Linked DNA regions of Homo sapiens: region 2 is linked to region 1. A link is an interaction called in ENCODE POLR2A ChIA-PET data of the cell type or tissue named here. Cell type or tissue: Panc1. All regions are shown on one strand. Links, peaks and the distances in the headings refer to the core of each region. The heading gives the core; the rest is flanking DNA. Region 1 has its middle 11 kb from the start of SH3PXD2A. Region 2 overlaps SH3PXD2A (SH3 and PX domains 2A).

Region 1 (8,497 bases), core at 350-8,349:
TGACAATGTTTAATTACATTTGCCACTTGAATCAGAGTTGAAAATATCTTCCTTTTTTTCTGTTTGAGAGTCTTGCTGTGCATCCCTCAGGCTGGCTGGAGTGCGGTGGCATGATATCGGCTCACTGCAACCTCCGCCTCCTGGCTGCTGGGTTCAAGCGATTCTCCTGCCTCACCCTTCTAAGTAGCTAGGACTACAGGAGCACACCACCATGTCCAGCTAGTTTTTGTGGAAATGGGGTTTCACCATGTTGGCCAAGCTGGTCTCAAACTCCTGACCTCAAGTGATCTGCCCACCTCAGCCTCCCAAAGTGCTGGGATTATAGGCATGAGCCACCACACCCAGCCGAAAATATCTTCCCTTTGAGACTTGGTGGCCAGCTGTTGATTTCATACTGGTGTGGCCTCAGACAATCTATGATGTAAGAAAGATAGTTAAAGTAAAATCAACCCAGTATTAATTACTTAATAATAACTAATGAACAGTTATGCACCAATAACTCAGCAAATTTAAATCTACCCGTAAGCCCAACTAGGTAGATACTGTCGTCATTCCCAATTTACAGGTGAAGAAATAGAAGCTGAGAAACTAACTTTCCCAGGGGCATATATTTAGTAAACTGGAAAACCCAGGCTTCTACCCAGTGAGTTCAACCACTAGGCTTTAATTGCTTTCAGGATCAGAGAAGTCTGTTCTCTGGTAGCTTTAAACTATGAACCCAATACAGAGTGTCTTCAAATTTGGGTTGATATATAAACGTTATTTTTCCCACAGTTGAGGCTGCACCGAGGACACACTTCTGGTGATGAATGGCATATGAGGGTGCTGGGCTGAGTGGGTGGGGTGACATCACATCACACCCGTGACAAAGAGGGAGCAGGTATTTACTGAAGATACAGGAGCCCTGGGTCAGGGCAGTAAGCATTCGTACATAAACAACTGTGCAGTCCCACAGGGAGACCAAGAGAATGGTGCAGTAGCCTCTGAGGAGTTTTATTTGGTTCATGCAGTGTTGGTCTTTCCAGGCTTTATTTTTTTAATGTTAAAAAATAGTTGATTTTAATTATGAAATATTTCAAACACACAGAAAACAATAAAGCAGATACCTAGTATCACTGAGATGAAACAGCTGTTAATATTTTCTCCTGACTGGGCGAGGTAGCTCACACCTGTAATCTCAGCACTTTGGGAGGCCAAAGCAGGAGGATTGCTGGAGCCCAGGAGTTCAAGACCAGCCTGGGCAACATAGTGATATCTCGTCTCTACTAAAAATTTAAAAAATTAGCCAGGCGGCGTGGTGGCATGCTCCTGTAGTCCCAGCTACTTGGGAGGCTGAAGTGGGAGGATCGCTTGAGCCTGGGAGGTCAAGGCTGTAGTGAGCTATGACTGTGCCACTGCACTCCAGCCTGTGCAACAGAGCAAGACCCTGTCTCAAAAAAGAAAGAAAGAAAGAAATCCCCCTATATGCTTCAGCCCTCTATCTCTTTGAAGAAATATGTTAGAAATACACATAAGGCCAACCCTGTTCCTTTCCTGCCTCTGCCCCCAGAGGTAATAACTGTCATGTGTATCATTCCCATGCAGATTTTTTTTCTTTTTTATTGTGGCATAACTTACAAGTGGTAAGTCGTACAAATTTTAATGATACAGTTTGATGAATGTTTGCTTATGCTATACCTGGATGATGAATTTTTACATGTGTATACACCTAAAACAAGGTAGAGGTCCAAATATTGAACATGTCCAGCACCACCTCAGAGAGCTCCTTTGCTTCACATTATTTCAAAAATAAGCAGATGGAGGTGCCAACATTTGAAAGTTTTAAAATCTAGAGATTTAATATAAAAATTCAAATTTCTGGCTCTTGAAGTTTTGGAAAATATGACCACATTAAGCCCACATTCTAGCATGGGGACAGAGTGGCAACTGCCCACTGTAGACACAGCATGAGTGCCTCAATTTGCATACTATGCCTGCCATGCCGTGTGGGTATATCCAGCCCACTGCATTCACTTACAGAAACTGAAAGGTGCCACTCTATTTGTAAAATTTCAAAAGTGCCACAAAAAATGTAGAGAACAATTACCTTAGCTATCTTTAGGAAGGCAGAGTTTGAGAAAAAGTGTCCTCCTCCCCACCTGCTAATGACTTAGGAAGCTGCTGACAATGTCATAAAATAAAAAGGAATCAGATTCTCTAGGTCCATGCTACTCAAAGTGTGGTCCTCGAATCAGCAGCATCCAGGAGCTTGTTAGAAATGCAGAAAGCTCAGTGCCTTCCCACCCACATGTATGAGTTTGCTAGGGCTGCCATAACTAAGTATCACACAGTGGACGGCTTATACAACAGAAAGGTATTTTCTCACAGTTCTGGAGGCCAGAAGTCCAAGATCAAGGTGTCAGCAGGGTTTGTTTCTTCTGAGGCCTCTCTCCTGGGCTTGTGGATGGCTGCCTTCTCCGTATGTCTTCACATGGTCTTCCCTCTGCATCTGTCCTCAGCTCCTCTTTTTTTTTTTTTTTTTTTTGAGACGGAGTCTCACTCTTGTCACTCAGGCTGAAGCGCAGTGGCATGATCTCAGCTCACTGTAACCTCTGCCTCCTGGATTCAAGCGATTCTCCTGCCTCAGCCTCCTGAGTAGCTGGGATTACAGGCACCCGCCACCACACCTGGCTAATTTTTGTACTTTTAGTAGAGACAGGGTTTCGTCATGTTGGCCAGGCTGGTCTTGAACTCCTGACCTCAGGTGATCCACCTGCCTCGGCCTCCCAAAGTGCTGGGATTACAGCCGTGAGCCACCACGCCCGGCCTCATCTCCTCTTCTTATAAGCACACCAGTCCTATTGGATTAGGACCTACTCTTATGACCTCATTTAACCTTAATTACCTCTTTAAAGACCCTGTCTCCAAATACATTCACATTCTGAGATAGGGGGATTATGATTTCAACATACGAATTTTGAGGGGTATGACCAGGCACGGTGGCTCACGTATGAAATCCCAGCACTTTGGGAGGCCAAGGTGGGCAGATTGCTTGAGCTCAGGAGGTCAAGACCAGCCTGGGCAACATGGCAAAACCCCATCTTTACAAAAATACGAAAAATTAACTGGGCGTGGTGGTGTGCATCTATGGTCCCGGCTACTCAGGAGGCTGAGGTGGCAGAATTACTTGAGCCCAGGAGGTGGAGGTTGCAGCGAGCCGAGATCCTGCCACTGCACTCCAGCCTGGGCAACAGAGCCAGATCCTGTCTCAAAAAAAAAAAAAAAAAGTGAGGGGTAGACACAGTTTGGCCCATGACACCTACTAAATCAGGATTTATATTTTAACAAGACCCCCAAGGGACTTGTGTGCACATTAAAGTTGGAGAAGGGCCAGGCACTGTGGCTTATGCCTGGAATCCCAGTACTTTGGGAGCCCAAGACAGAAGGATTGCTTGATCCCAGAAGTTCAAGACCAGCCTGGGCAACATAGTGAGACCCCATTTCTAAAAGAAAAAAGAAAATTAGCTGTGTGTAGTGGTGCATGCCTGTGGTCCCAGCTACTCAGGAGACTGAGGCAGGATAATCACTTGAGCCCAGGAAGCCGAGGCTACAGTGCGCCGAGATCGTACCACGGCACTCCAGCCTAGGTGAAAGAGGAAGACCCTGTCTCAAAAAACAAACAAACAAACAAAAAGTTGGAGAAGCTTGGTCCAGGTCTGCTCCCTGGTAAATAAAACACTAGTGGGTCCGACTAGGAATGGGGAGGAGAAAAAGGAGAGGCTGCAATGATTTAGTTAGATGAACTTTCTCTCCAGTCCATAGGTCTTAGAGGCTGGAAATACTGGGAAACTTGAGGCCAATTCCCTCCTGAGTGGGAGTCCCTGCTTCTCGTTGAGGAGCAGGGACCCTCTGCACTTTGGGGCATGTGAGCAGGTTAACAGGTAAGGATTGATGAACCAAGTGGATATGAATCAGCCCATAGGAGCTAAGAGGAGCCTCCTTCTGAAAATAGGTTGGAATGCTGGAAATGTGGCTGCTTTTAGCAAAAAGCTCATTTTTACCTAATCACCATCTGTAGATTTCCTCTTTTAAGGTGCAAAGCAAGTCTCTTGGATTTCCTGGAATGGGGACCAGGAAGATATTACCCTGCATTCCTCTTCACTCTTCACAAGCCCATTTTCCACCTCTCTCGTAGGCTTGATGCTATGGCGACAGTTGCCATAGAGATAATCCTATGCCTGGTTGAACCTAATCCATACCCATAATGGTCAATCATATGGTTTATACTAGAGATTTTCAAGCTGTGTCTCATAAACCTGTAAGGTGCTTCCAGGATTTCACAAACATTTTATTCAAATAGCAATTAAATATATGTGTCTTGCTGTGTTGCCCAGGCTGGAATGCAGCGGCTATTCACAAGCACTAACATAGCACACTATAGCCTTGAACTCTGGGGCTCAAGCAATCCTCCTACCCCAACCTCCCAAGTAGCCAGGGACTACAGATGTGTGCCACCATGCCCAGTACAACTAAAAACATTTTAAATTTATTTTTAAATGACAAAGAATGCAAACAACATCAAACCATATTTAATATAGTATTTGAACTAAAATGTGAATATCCAAATTTTGGTCTAACAGAGTAGAGTGATTTGTAGAAGGCTAACCCCTCCTACAGATCATAATTACAAACTCTGGACAAGGTGAAAATAAAAACCTGTTTGATGCCACTGGATGACGACCAGACTAAAGGAAGGGGACTTGTTCCTTGAAAGAAGGAAGACACTCCGGGTGAGGTCCACACTTGTATGACTTTCCCCTAAGGGCAGCCATTCTTGAACTTTAGTGTATATTAGAATCCCAGAGGAAGATAACAGAATCCAGTCTCTACAATATACCATTTACAATGTTCACTATATAAAAATTATTAGATATGTGAAGAAAGAGAGAAATGTGACCCATAATCAAGAGATATACTAGTCAATAGAAACAGACTCACAGACAACTCTGATGTCAGACTGGCAGAGAAGGGCTTTAAAATACCTTTGATAAATGTGTTAAAGAGTCTTTGGAAAAGATGCATATACTGGGTAAAGAGATGGGAAATTTAGAAGAGATCAGGAAACTGTAAAAAACTATATGGAAATCCTAGAACTGAAAAACATACTATCTGAAAAGTGAATCTCCTGCTTCACATCCTCACTCCCATTCCAACCTTCTGCCCTGGAGTTAAACACCTGTAGTAGTCTTTGGTTATAAATGATAAAGATCTTACTCCAGCTTATGCCAAGGTGGTAAGGTATAAGAGAGAATACCTAATGAAACAGTGGGGAGGGACAGAGTGGCACTGGTTTAGGGTCAATTGGCCCTAGGAATCCAAATGCTGGGAAGATGCTCTTGTTTCTCTCTCTTCCTGCCTCTGAGATTTGGCTGTATCCTCTCTCACTGTGAACATTATCCTCTGTGTTGTCAGAGAGATGGCTGGGGTCAGCTCTGGGCTGATAGCTTCACAGCTCTGAGAGGAAAGAGGTTCTCTTCCCACAGCACCGGTTAGAAAAGTCCCAAGGAGGGTGTCTGATTAGTCCAGTATGTGTTACAGGTGCGTGCCACCATGCCCAGCTAATTTTTGTATTTTTCGTAGAGACGGGATTTCACCATGTTGGCCAGGATGGTCTCGAACTCCTGACCTCATAATCTACCCGCCTTGGCCTCCCAAAGTGCTAGGATTACAGGCATGAGCCACCGTGCCTGGCCTATTTTATTTCATTTTTTGAAACAGGATCTCACTATATTGCCCAGGCTGGTCTCGAATTCCAGAACTCAAGCAATGCTGAGTAGCTGGAATTACAGGTGCTCACCACCATGCCAGCTTTTCGTGTTCATCTTAATACTTTTACCACAGATGTATGTATCCCTAAAATATGTATATTATGTATAGTATTGTTCTTTATGTTTAACATTTACATAAATGGTATACTGTCCATGTCTTTCTGCAACTTGCATTGTTTTTACTCACCAGAATCTAAGAGGTGATTGCTGATTTGTTTAGTTTTATTTCATTCATTCTTTTCTTTTTTATTGAGGTATCACATCTGTACATTGAATACACAACTCCAGTGCCCGACTCAAAACCTCCACCCAGATCAAGGTGGAGACCATTTCCAGCACCCCGTAGTCTCTGTGCCCCTCCTAGCTCATACCTCTCAGAGGCAACCACTGTCCTGACCTCCAGCACCATCAATTAATTTTGTCTGTCTTGAACTTTATATAAGTGGAATCACACATATGTACCCTTTGAGTGTGTCTTTTATTTTTGGTACAATATTGTGTCTGTGAGCCTCATCCAGTGTGTTGCATGAAGCAGTAGTTTTGTCTTTGTCATGGGTATATAGTGTTCTGTTGTGTGAATATAACATTTGTGATATTGTGAAATATATTTGGCCTTAGTCCTCTGTTCTTGACATAAAACTCCTAAAATATTTGGTATCTTCAAAGTGATGTGTCCTTTTGTATGCAAATGAGTTGACTGGTGGCTAGTAACTCTGGGTAGCTTCAGGATGGGGGCTGGTCACTGGAAAGACCAAGGCAGGATTAGAGGGTTGGGACTTTCATCCCACCCTTAACATCCAACAAGAGGAGAGGGTCCTCCATGCTGCTGGTCAGTGTCTACTGGGAGTCTTTCCTGCCCTCGGCCTAGGATGGGCCTCTGCTCTGTGTTCCTGAGGCTCCCTGTATTTCTTCTGGAGCACTACTCATCAGAACTGGACAAAGCCAGGTCAGTTCCCTGTGGTATCAATCCACAAGGCCTGCAAAAACATCACTGTGATAAATAAACTGGAAGTATGATAGCAGGTGGCTCGAGTTTCCACACATGTACCTCTATCTGTGTAACTGGTGAAATATACATCAGTGCTGCAGAAATTTGGGAGGAGATCAGGAGACACTCTCTTCTCCTTACAGAATCTAGAAGTAATTAATTGGCACTTTTTTTTCTTTTTCTTTTTCTTTTTTCTTTTTTTTTTTTTTGAGATGGAGTTTCGCTCTGTCGCCCACACTAGAGTGAAGTGATGCGATCTTGGCTCAGTGCAACCTCTGCCTCCTGGGTTCAAGCAATTCTCCTGCCACAGCCTCCCAGGTGACTGGGATTACAGGCACCCACCACCATGCCCAGCTAGTTTTTGTATTTTTAGTAGAGATGGGGTTTCACCATGTTGGTCAGGCTAGTCTCGAACTCCTGAGCTCAAGTGATCTGCGCGACTCAGCCTCCCAAAGGGTGGCATTACAGACGTGAGCCACTGCAGCCGGCTTATTGGCGCTTTTTGTACGGCAATGAGCAAAAGATTCAGAACTCTAAGAGTCAGATTTCATTTGAAAGGTTTTTCAATAATTATCTTTATGTCCTATTTCAGTCATTTATTCATTTAACAAACATTGAGTGAAAACTGGCTATGTGTCAGACATTGTTCTCAGCACTTGGGGGTGTGCCATGATGAGCAAACCAGGCCAACATCTATGTGCTTATAGAGTTTGCATTCTTAATGTTTTAGTAAAGTCATTAATTAATAATCAGACATTGTCTACATGGTTTCTTGGCTCTCCATCGACAAGATTTTTCTATTTCGATTCTAAGCTTCTGAGCAGTGGCCACCCCTCATGAGCTAGGCAAGATAGACAAATGGCCAAGAGTCTTGGCCCAAAAGACAGGGATTTTTCCAAGGGTCTCCTGACACAAATGGTCCAGTTCCTACCACAGTAAACAACACTCTTAAGTGGAAATGTAAAATCTTTCCTCACAAGCACCTCTCATCTCCAGGGAGTTTCCTTTTTTAAATTTATTTTAATTTTTAGAGATGAGATCTCACTGTGTTGCCCAGGCTAGAGTGCGGTGGCTATTCACAGGTGCGATGATAGCACACTACAGCTTCAACCTCTTGGGCTCAAGCAATCCTTGTGCCTCAGCCTTTGGAGTAGCTGGGAGTCCAGGTGTGTGTGACTGTGCCCTGCTCCAGGGAGTATTCTTGGAGTGTGCATGTGCAGGATGCTTTGTACTTGTAGACTGACCTGGACCATCAGCTCTGACCCCTGCCCCAAATAGCCCTTTAAATCAGCAGCAATCACCTCAGCTGCAAAGCCAATGTGCAAAAATGCATGGGCTAGTGCTGCTTACTTGGAAGGAGTGATTTGTTTTAAGTAAGTTCAAACCTATTAATATGCCTCCCAAGAAGTTAACTATTCAGAAAACTGATTCCTCTCCCCTGCAAAAAATACAAATAAAAAATGAAAAGCAACAACTCCAAAAATGCAGGAAACATCTCACCTCCATGAAAGTAAAAACAAACAAACAAAAACCCTTAAGATATCTTTTAAAAGACTTTGAAGCTATATTCATGTAAGTTACATCTATCTATGGTAAGCAAGTGAGTAACGTTATCCAGGTGTGAAAAACCATGAAGTAAAAAACGATTCAGAAAACATTGCTTTCAGTCCATGTAATAAATGCCTTATTTTACCTTGAAATT
Region 2 (8,497 bases), core at 422-8,421, 49 kb after region 1:
AACTCGTTGATTTGTCCAAGATCTTACACCAGTTAAGAGGCAAAGCTAGGATTGAATCCCTGAATTGGTTTTGGCTGTACACATTGGGCTTCCCTGTGTTTCTCCCCGGCCCTGACCCCTTGGTTAAAGCTGGGGGAGATGCCACTTAGAGGGTAGAAGACAAGGGAAGTTCTGGCCATGTGCGCCAGCCCCTAGCCACCCTCTGGAGCCCAGTTGGCATCTCAGAAGACATGGCTGGGAGGGGCGCCCAACCCCCCCGCCCCTTATCTGGGGGCTTTGGTGTGCAGCCTGGGAGGGCTGGAATCTATAGCTCACGCCTTTCCCTGCATGGGCCTGGGTGTGAGCAAGGGTGTGGGGAGGGGACAGGCTCACTGGGGGTGGGCTCTGGCCAAGCAAAACAGGCTGAGGTCAGAGGGAGGGGGCCGCCCTCCCCAGGGAATGCTTGGATGACGTGACTTTGAGGGGGCACTGGGGGAGGAGGGCTGGCTGTGTGTTTCTCCTCTCACCTCAACCTCAGCCTGATGAGGAACCGGGGAATTGGGGCGGGAAGCCCGACCAGATGCAGCCCCTGGCAGGCTGCCCTGGCCGCTGCGCAGGACTCTTCTCCAGCCAGCTTGGCAGGTCCCTTCTTCCCCTCCTGAGGGGACCTGGGAGCAAATGACGTCCTGGAGTTGGCTGTGGCAGAGAGGAGGGTCCCCTCTGGCCACACGGAAGGAAGGGGCAGGGAGAAGCAGCTTGGGGGCTCAAAAGAATCCCCTTTCCTCATTCCAGTTGCTCCACATTTTGAGCCAAGTTTGGGAGCAGGAGGGGAGATTTAAAAGGTTTGCTCTCAGATCCGGTGCCTGGGAGCGAATTGAGCGTGAAACAAAGTCATTGACTTCTGGCACTTAGTTTCTCTCATTTTTCAAAAGTCGCTAACGCTCCCTGCATTGAATGCCTCAGGGTCTTAGTCACTCTGAACTGTCCAAAAATGAGCAGGTGAAGCACCCTGTGCCCCTCCAGGAACTAGGGTCTCCCTGGGGAACCCACTCCCACTCTGAGATCTATTCTAGTCACTCCACTGCATCCTGAGTGTGGACCATCTGGGGGCCCAGAGCCTTTGGGGTGAGATTTCTTGATCTCTAAGCAGCCCCTCCTGGGCTCCCATCTCCCCCCCTCCTCTAGGGACCCCACGCATTTCACTGCCCACACTCTCTCTCATTGCCAAGCCTGCTTCATCGTCCTGCCTGCCCCCTGCTCCAGGGCCCTTTGCTCCTTCTGGGCTCCCTCACATGCTCATCTATTCCTCCTTCAGCCCTTAGATCTCCCCGACACCTGTTCTCGCCTCTCTCTCCAATCCCAAACTATGCCAAGTTCTCCACCGAAGAAACACTTCAGCTGGCTTTGACCTTGTGCTTCTTCGCCCCCTTGCCCTCCTCCCTCTTCTGCCCCCATCATTCCCTCGAGCCTCAGAGCTGGGACTCAGTTTACCTCCTGCCTCTCACTGCCTTGGGCTCCAGGCTCCAGTCACCCCAGCTGGCCCTGGCTCTCCCAGGGAACTCAGGCTGTGTCATGCCCCCTCCCCTAGCCCTCAGCCTTTGCTTATGCTGTTTCTTTTGCCTAGGGTACCCTTCCACCACCACAACCCTCACCTCTTCACCCAGCCTACCTTCCTTATCTGTCACTCTGGCATCACCTCTGCTAGGAAGCCTTCCAGAGTGGTGCCTCTCCTGGGGTTCCCTGGGAACAGGCACAGCTCTTGACCTAGCCTTACAGCACATTGTCCCTTAGTACTGCTCTTTCTCACCACACCAGAGCTCCCTGGGACTGGAGCTGTGTTTTATTTGACTTTGTGTTGCCAGTGTCTAGCACAGAGCCCAGCACGTAATAAGCGCCCAATCCTTCTTGACGGGACTGGACTGAATTTTATCAGACAAGTAACATGGCTTTACTGAGGATCTACCAAGTCATTAGACGTTGTAGAGAAAACAAAGGAAGCCCGGATCAAATATTTGCTTTCAAGGACTTTGTAATCCAGTCAAGAATGATTCTGGGAATGGGTTGGGGGAACGGTCAGGCATGAAATTGGCCATCTGAGTCTCCAGTGCTGCAGTGGGCACTATGGTTGCAGGTGCCTTGTAAAGGTTTCAGAGAAGGGGAGAACTGTGAGTAGAGGGGGACCCAGTGAGGTCTGGAGAAGGGGTGGAGGGTGGGTGAGATCACATGGGAGAAGGCTGGCCCAAACCCACAGTCAGGACTGGGAACTAGGGGAGAAATGTGTTTCCAGAGAAGGTGAGCCGATTTCACCTAGCCATAGGATCTTCCAGTGTCAGAACAGGGTTAGTGGATTTTAAGTGCAGTTTCTCTATCCTGGAGGCCAAACAGGAGCTGATGGCATTCCCCGTTTTGCCGCATGATTGGGAAATTTTTCCTGCACATCAGGGTCTACCGGGGCCAGTGATCTCTCCAGGCAAAGAGAGCAGGATATTTTAGGAATCAGTTCTTTCCAATTCTCAGTGTTAAAGAGCCGGTTTCTTTGTTGCTGAGCCTGGGGAACCAGGTGTGTTCTCTTAAAGTCAGCCTTTCTCCTTAACCAGCCAGGCACAGCTGCTGCTGTGTGCCAGAGTTGGTGATGGGCAATGTGATCACTGCAGAGATGATTGCAGAGGTCCAGCATACATTTCCCCAAGATTAATGGACATAGCATGGCGTCTACCCACACAAGCATGCTGTGCACCGGAGGAGGGGGCAGAGGGAGCACCAGGGCTGAGGCAGCCCAGGGAGATTTCTAGGAGGTGGTGGGTCTTGATTGGCTCTTGCAGGAATTAGACAGGCTGAGAAGATGGAGAAATAGAGTTCTTTCTGACAAGAACCCCTTAACCAAGAGGTACATTGTCTCCCTTCTAACTTTTTAAACAATAGCTTTGCTGAAATGGAATTCATATCATACAATGCAACCATTTGAAGTGTACAATTAAATGGTTTTTAGTTCATTCACAGATAGTGCAACTCTCAACCACAGTCATTTTTAAACATTTTCATCATCCCAGAAAGAGGCCCCATTAGCAGTCTCCTTATCCCTGACAGCCACCCACCCACCCCACAGCTCTCGGCAACCACAAATCTACTTTCTCCCTATATATGTTTGCCTTTTCTGGACATTTCATATAAATGGAATCATATAATGTGTGGTTGCTTGTGTCTGGCTTCTTTCACTCAGCATAATGTTTTCGAGATTCATCCATGTTGTAGCATGTATCAGAACTTCATTCTTTTTTATAACTGAATAATATTCCATAACACAGGAACAGAAAACCAAATACCATGTGTTCTCACTTGTAAGTGGAAGCTAAATAAGAACCTATGAACACAGGTAAGGCATGGTGGCTCACGCCTGTAATCCCAGCACTTTGGGAGGCCAAGGCAGGCAGATCACATGAGGCCAGGAGTTCAAGACCAGCCTGGCTAACATGGCAAAACCATGTCTCTACTAAAAATACAAAAATTAGCCAGGTGTGGTGGTGCACATCTGTGATCCCAGCTACTTGGGAGGCTGAGGCAGGAGAATTGCTTGAACCTGGGAGGCAGAGGTTGCAGTGCGCCGAGATGGCACCACTGCACTCCAGCCTGGGTGACAGAGCACAAGAACTTATGAACACAAAGATAGAAACAACAGACACTGGGGCCTACTTGAGGGTGGAGGGTGGAGGAGGGAGAGGAGCAGAAAAGACAACTGTCGGGTACTGGGCTTTATACCTGGGTGATGAAATAATCTATACAACAAAGCCCCACGACGTAAGTTTACCTGTATAACAAACCTTCACATATACCCCTGAACCTAAAATAAAAGTTAAAAAAAAAAAAGAATAGACCGGGCATGGTGGCTCACACCTGTAATCCGAACACTTTGGGAGGTGGGCAGATTGTCTGAGGTCAAGAGTTCAAGATCAGTCTGGCCAACATGGTGAAACCCCATCTCTACTAAAAATACAGAAAAAAAAAAAAAAAAAAAAAATTAGCCGGGTGTGTTGGCACACACCTGTAATCCCAGCTAGTCAGGAGGCTGAGGCAGAGGAATTGCTTGAACCAGGGAGGTGGAGGTTGCAGTAATGGCACCACTGTACTCCAGCCTGGACGACAGAGCAAGACTCTGTCTCAAAAAAAAGAATAATATTCTATTGTATAGATAAGTCACATTTTATTTGTTCATTCCTCATGTAGTGGACATTTGAGTTATTTTCATGTTTTAGTTATTACATAACATTACATAATGTATATATTTTATAATATAATGCTGCTACGAACATTTGCATACAAGTTTTTGTGTGGATGTAAGTTTTCATTTCTCTTAGGTAGATGCCTCAGAATAGAATTGCTGAGTCATCCGGTGACGCTACGTTTAACCATCTGAGGAGCTGATAGACTGTTTTCCAAGGTGGCTGCACTATTTTACATTCCTACCCACGGTGTATGCAGGTGTGAATTTCTCTACATCCTCACCATCACTTATTATCTGCGAGTTTGATTATAGCCATCCCAGTGCATGTGAAATGATATTTCACTGTGATTTGATTTACATTTCCCTAATTGCTAATGACTTTGAGCATCTTTTCATGTGCTTATTGGCCATTTGTACCTCCTCTTTGGAGAAAAATCTATTCAGATCCTTTGCCCATTTTAAAATTGGATTACATATTTTTATTATTGAGTTGTAAGAGTTCTTTTTCAATAAAAGTTGCATGTATTTCAAGTCTACGACATGATGTTTTAATACACAATACATAATGAAATGATGACTACAGTCAAGCAAGTGACCACATCCATCACCTTACGTAGTTCTTTATTTTGTGTGTGTGTGGTGTGAGCACTAAAATCTACTCTCTGGGCATACCTCTTGCATGCAATACGGTATTAGTGATGGTAGTCCTCAGGCTGTACCTTAGATGTCCAGACATATTCACTCTACATACTGGAAATTTGTATCCTTTGACCAACATCTGCCATTTTCCCTACCTCCTCACCCCTGTCACCACCCTTCTCTTCTCTGCTTCTATATATTTGGCTCTAGAATCCATATATGAGATTATACAGTATTTTTCTTTTTCTTTTTCTTTTTTTTTTTTTGAGATGGAGTCTCGCTGTGTTGCCCAGGCTGGAGTGCAATGGCATGATCTCAGCTCACCACAACCTCTGTCTCCCAGGTTCAAGCGATTGTCCTGCCTCAGCCTCCTGAGTAGCTGGGATTACAGGCGTGTGCCACCACACCCAGCTACTTCTTGTATTTTTAGTAGAGACGGGGTTTCACCATGTTGGTCAGGCTGGTCTCGAACTCCTGACTCCGTGATCCGCCTGCCTCGGCCTCCCCGAGTGCTGGGATTAGAGGCATGAGCCACCGCACCTGGCCCAGTATTTTTCTTTCTGTATCTGGCTTAGTTCACTTAGCATAATGTCCTCCAGGTTCATTCATGTTGTCAAATGGCAGGATATCTTTTGTTAAAGTTGAATAATATTCCACTGTGTGTGTGTGTATATTATATATATAATATATATAGTATATATATTATACACTGTATATGTGTGTGTGTATATTGTATATAAATACATATAGTGTATAATATATACACTGTATATATTATACATATATATACCACAATTTCTAAGAGTTCTTTATATGTTCCAGATATAAGTCCTTTGTCTAGAATATTTGCAAATGACTTGAAAATATTTTCCCCCATTCTGGGGATTCTCCTTTTACTTTCTTGCTGATGTCTTTTGAAACACAAAAGTTTTTTATTTTGATGAAGTCCAGTTTGTTTATTTGTCTTTGAGCTGTGGTTTTGGTGTCATGTCTCAGAAACCCTTGACTAATTCAAGGTCATGGAGATTTGTGCTATGTTTTCTTCTAAGACTTTAATAGTTTTCTCTCTCGCATTTAGGTCTCTCATCTATTTCAAGTTAATTTTTGTGTGTGATCTGAGGTCCTTCTCATTTTGTACTGAGTCAAACTGAAGAGCCCCCCACCTCCCCAGTTGGCCTGCCACACTTTGCCTTCTGCATTTGGGTCTCAGCTCAAACATCCTCACTCCAGGGAGGCCTCCCCTGTCAATCTAAAGCAGCTGCCTCCCTGCAGTTTCAGTCACCACCCCATTTTATTGGGGCCGTCAGAAATGGTCTGACATGTTGTCTGTTGCCTCCCATATAAGCTCCATGACAACAGACCCTGTCTAGCTTACTGCCTTCGTTTCTAGCACCTAGCGCAGTGCCTGACACTTAGCCAGAGCTCAGACTATTATTTGAAAGCTTCTTTTGGTTAAAAGAAACATTCCCAGTGGATTTTGCTTAAGACTTTGTAAGTGTCTCTGGCCTCATGGAGTTGGAGGGCTGAGTGGGAGGGGATCTACCAGCATCACAGTCACAGGTGGTCACTCGTCCCTTGCCCCAGCCATCCCATTACTTCACAAGACAGCCCCTTCCATCCTTGGACAACTCTGATGATTAGAAAATTCTTCCTGATGTTGGACAGAGACCTGCTTCCCCATCGCTGGCACTCGTTATCCACTGCCTTCCTTTAGGGACAACTGGAGTTGAACTTCACATTTTGACAGTCCTTTAAATATTTGAAACCAGCTATCGTATGTCTCTTAAATACCTCCTCTGGGCTGAGTGCTTCTAATTCTCTCAGCTGTTCCTCCTGGAGCCGAGAAGGGCTGGACTCTGACCCCTTAGTCGCTGATGAAGGCCTGCAGACATGGGGTGGGCACAGGCTGCCAAAGAAAGCCCCAGCACAGCCACAGCTCAGAACGAAGGAACTCGAGTCTCCTTGTTTGCTTTCCCCACTTTGAGCTGATGAATTCCAAAACTGGAAGCAGAACTTTGAGAAAAAGCACCCAGTACAAACTCCCTAACTAGATATCTTAAAGGCAGAGCTGACTCTTAGTAGTACAAATTACTCTGTAATATTGCTTTCTATTAAAAGGGTGTGGTTTTTTTTTTGTTGTTTTTTTTTTTTTTTTAGCTAGTCCAGTGGTCTTTTTGATGTTGGTTCAGCTTAGTGGTTCTCAACCCTGGAACAACCCGTAGACCCACCTGGGGAGCTCTTAAAATTATCAGTGCCTACCCCACCTTCCAAGATTCTGATTTAAATCCTGTAGTGTTTTTAAGGCACCCCAGGTGATTGTAATGTACAGCCAGGGTTGTAGACCTTGGCTTCAAGAGCTCAGCATTGAACCTGAAATTCCCTACAGCCCCACAAGAATGAGCAAATGCTGGATGTCAGCACAACATCCAGGAGCTGGCATGAGCCAGAGGACTGGCTAAGAGGACTCAATTATTTTCTAAGATGGAGATTATGAAAGCTATACATGTTCAAAAGAAATGAAATAATATAGAAATGTTGGCCAGGCACGGTGGCCCACACCTGTAATCCCAGTACTTTGGGAGGCTGAGGCAGGAGGATTGCTTGAGGCCTAGAGTTTGAGACCAGCCTGGGCAACATAGCAAGACCCCATCTCTACAAAAAAATTAAAAAATTATCCAAGCATGGTGGCACATGCCGATAGTCCCAGCTACTGGGGAGGCTGAGCGGGGAGGACTTCTTGAGCCCAGGAGGTCAGGGCTGCATTGAGCTATGATTGTGCCACTGCACTCCAGCCTGGGCAAGAGAGCGAGACTCTGTCTCTAAAAAGAAAAAGAAAAAAAGAAATCTATAAAGTAGAAAGCAAAACTGTTCCCATTTCTCCTCTCTCTCATTCCATGCAAATAACCATGATTATCAATTTGTTGTATTTTTTTCTTTTTAATGTGCATAGACACACACATATGCAAACTTCCCCCCATACAATCCATCCCCCAGATAGATTTAATCATATGGTATACATAGCATTATAATCTTTTTTTTCTTTTCTCAAGATACTATAAACCTTTTCCCATAATGATATAGAAAAGTCCACCTTATCTTTAGTAGGTATATGAACCATAATTTATTTGACCTTTTTTTATCAATAGACATTCAATATTCCTTATCTTTATATACATACACACACACATATATACACACACATACATGCATACACACAATTGTGTGGATAAATTCTTAGCGGTCAAATTGCTGAGTCAAAGGGAATGCAAGTTTGGCGACAGAAATTGCCGAAAAGCTCTCCAAAATGATTGTTCTTGTCTCTCTCAAGCAACGAAATTTCTAATGACAGCTATTTGCCTTGTGTCAAAAGTTGAGCTTTGCTGAGCACAGCAGAGAGGAAGGTGTGAGTGTGTCAGATGGTGGGGAGGAAGCCCAGGGGTCATTTCCCCTGCAGGCTGTGTGTGGAGGCGGCTGCTGGCCTCTGACTGCTGTGTTTCCCAGGAAAAGGAAACCAAGCTGTGTGTGTTAACCTTTGCCATTCTCTCCAGGGTGTGACGATGGAGTGGGGCACATTTTCAGGATGTGTGTGTCGGGGTCAGTAGGCCTGGGTCAGTCATTGATTTGGGAGTGTGTGGAATGAGAATCCCATTTTCTGACCCT

What was found. Peaks named below come from ENCODE experiments on the same cell type or tissue, not always from the same donor. Only the 100,000 strongest peaks of a DNase experiment are listed, where the experiment ranks them.
Region 2: POLR2A ChIA-PET joins it to region 1 with 10 read pairs; 8 of 35 experiments call an interaction of 5 or more read pairs at or near these places.

Annotation. Positions count from the first base shown.
Region 1 is chr10:103,861,887-103,870,383 of GRCh38, reverse strand. No RefSeq gene overlaps it. Among named protein-coding and RNA genes, the nearest start is that of SH3PXD2A, 11 kb to the right of the region's middle. In Panc1, for the core only: no CTCF peak of the experiment used is centred there; no DNase peak of the experiment used is centred there.
Region 2 is chr10:103,812,495-103,820,991 of GRCh38, reverse strand. All of the region lies in intron 1 of SH3PXD2A (SH3 and PX domains 2A), which reads left to right. Among named protein-coding and RNA genes, the nearest start is that of SH3PXD2A, 39 kb to the left of the region's middle. In Panc1, for the core only: no CTCF peak of the experiment used is centred there; a DNase peak (open chromatin) is centred at 4,372.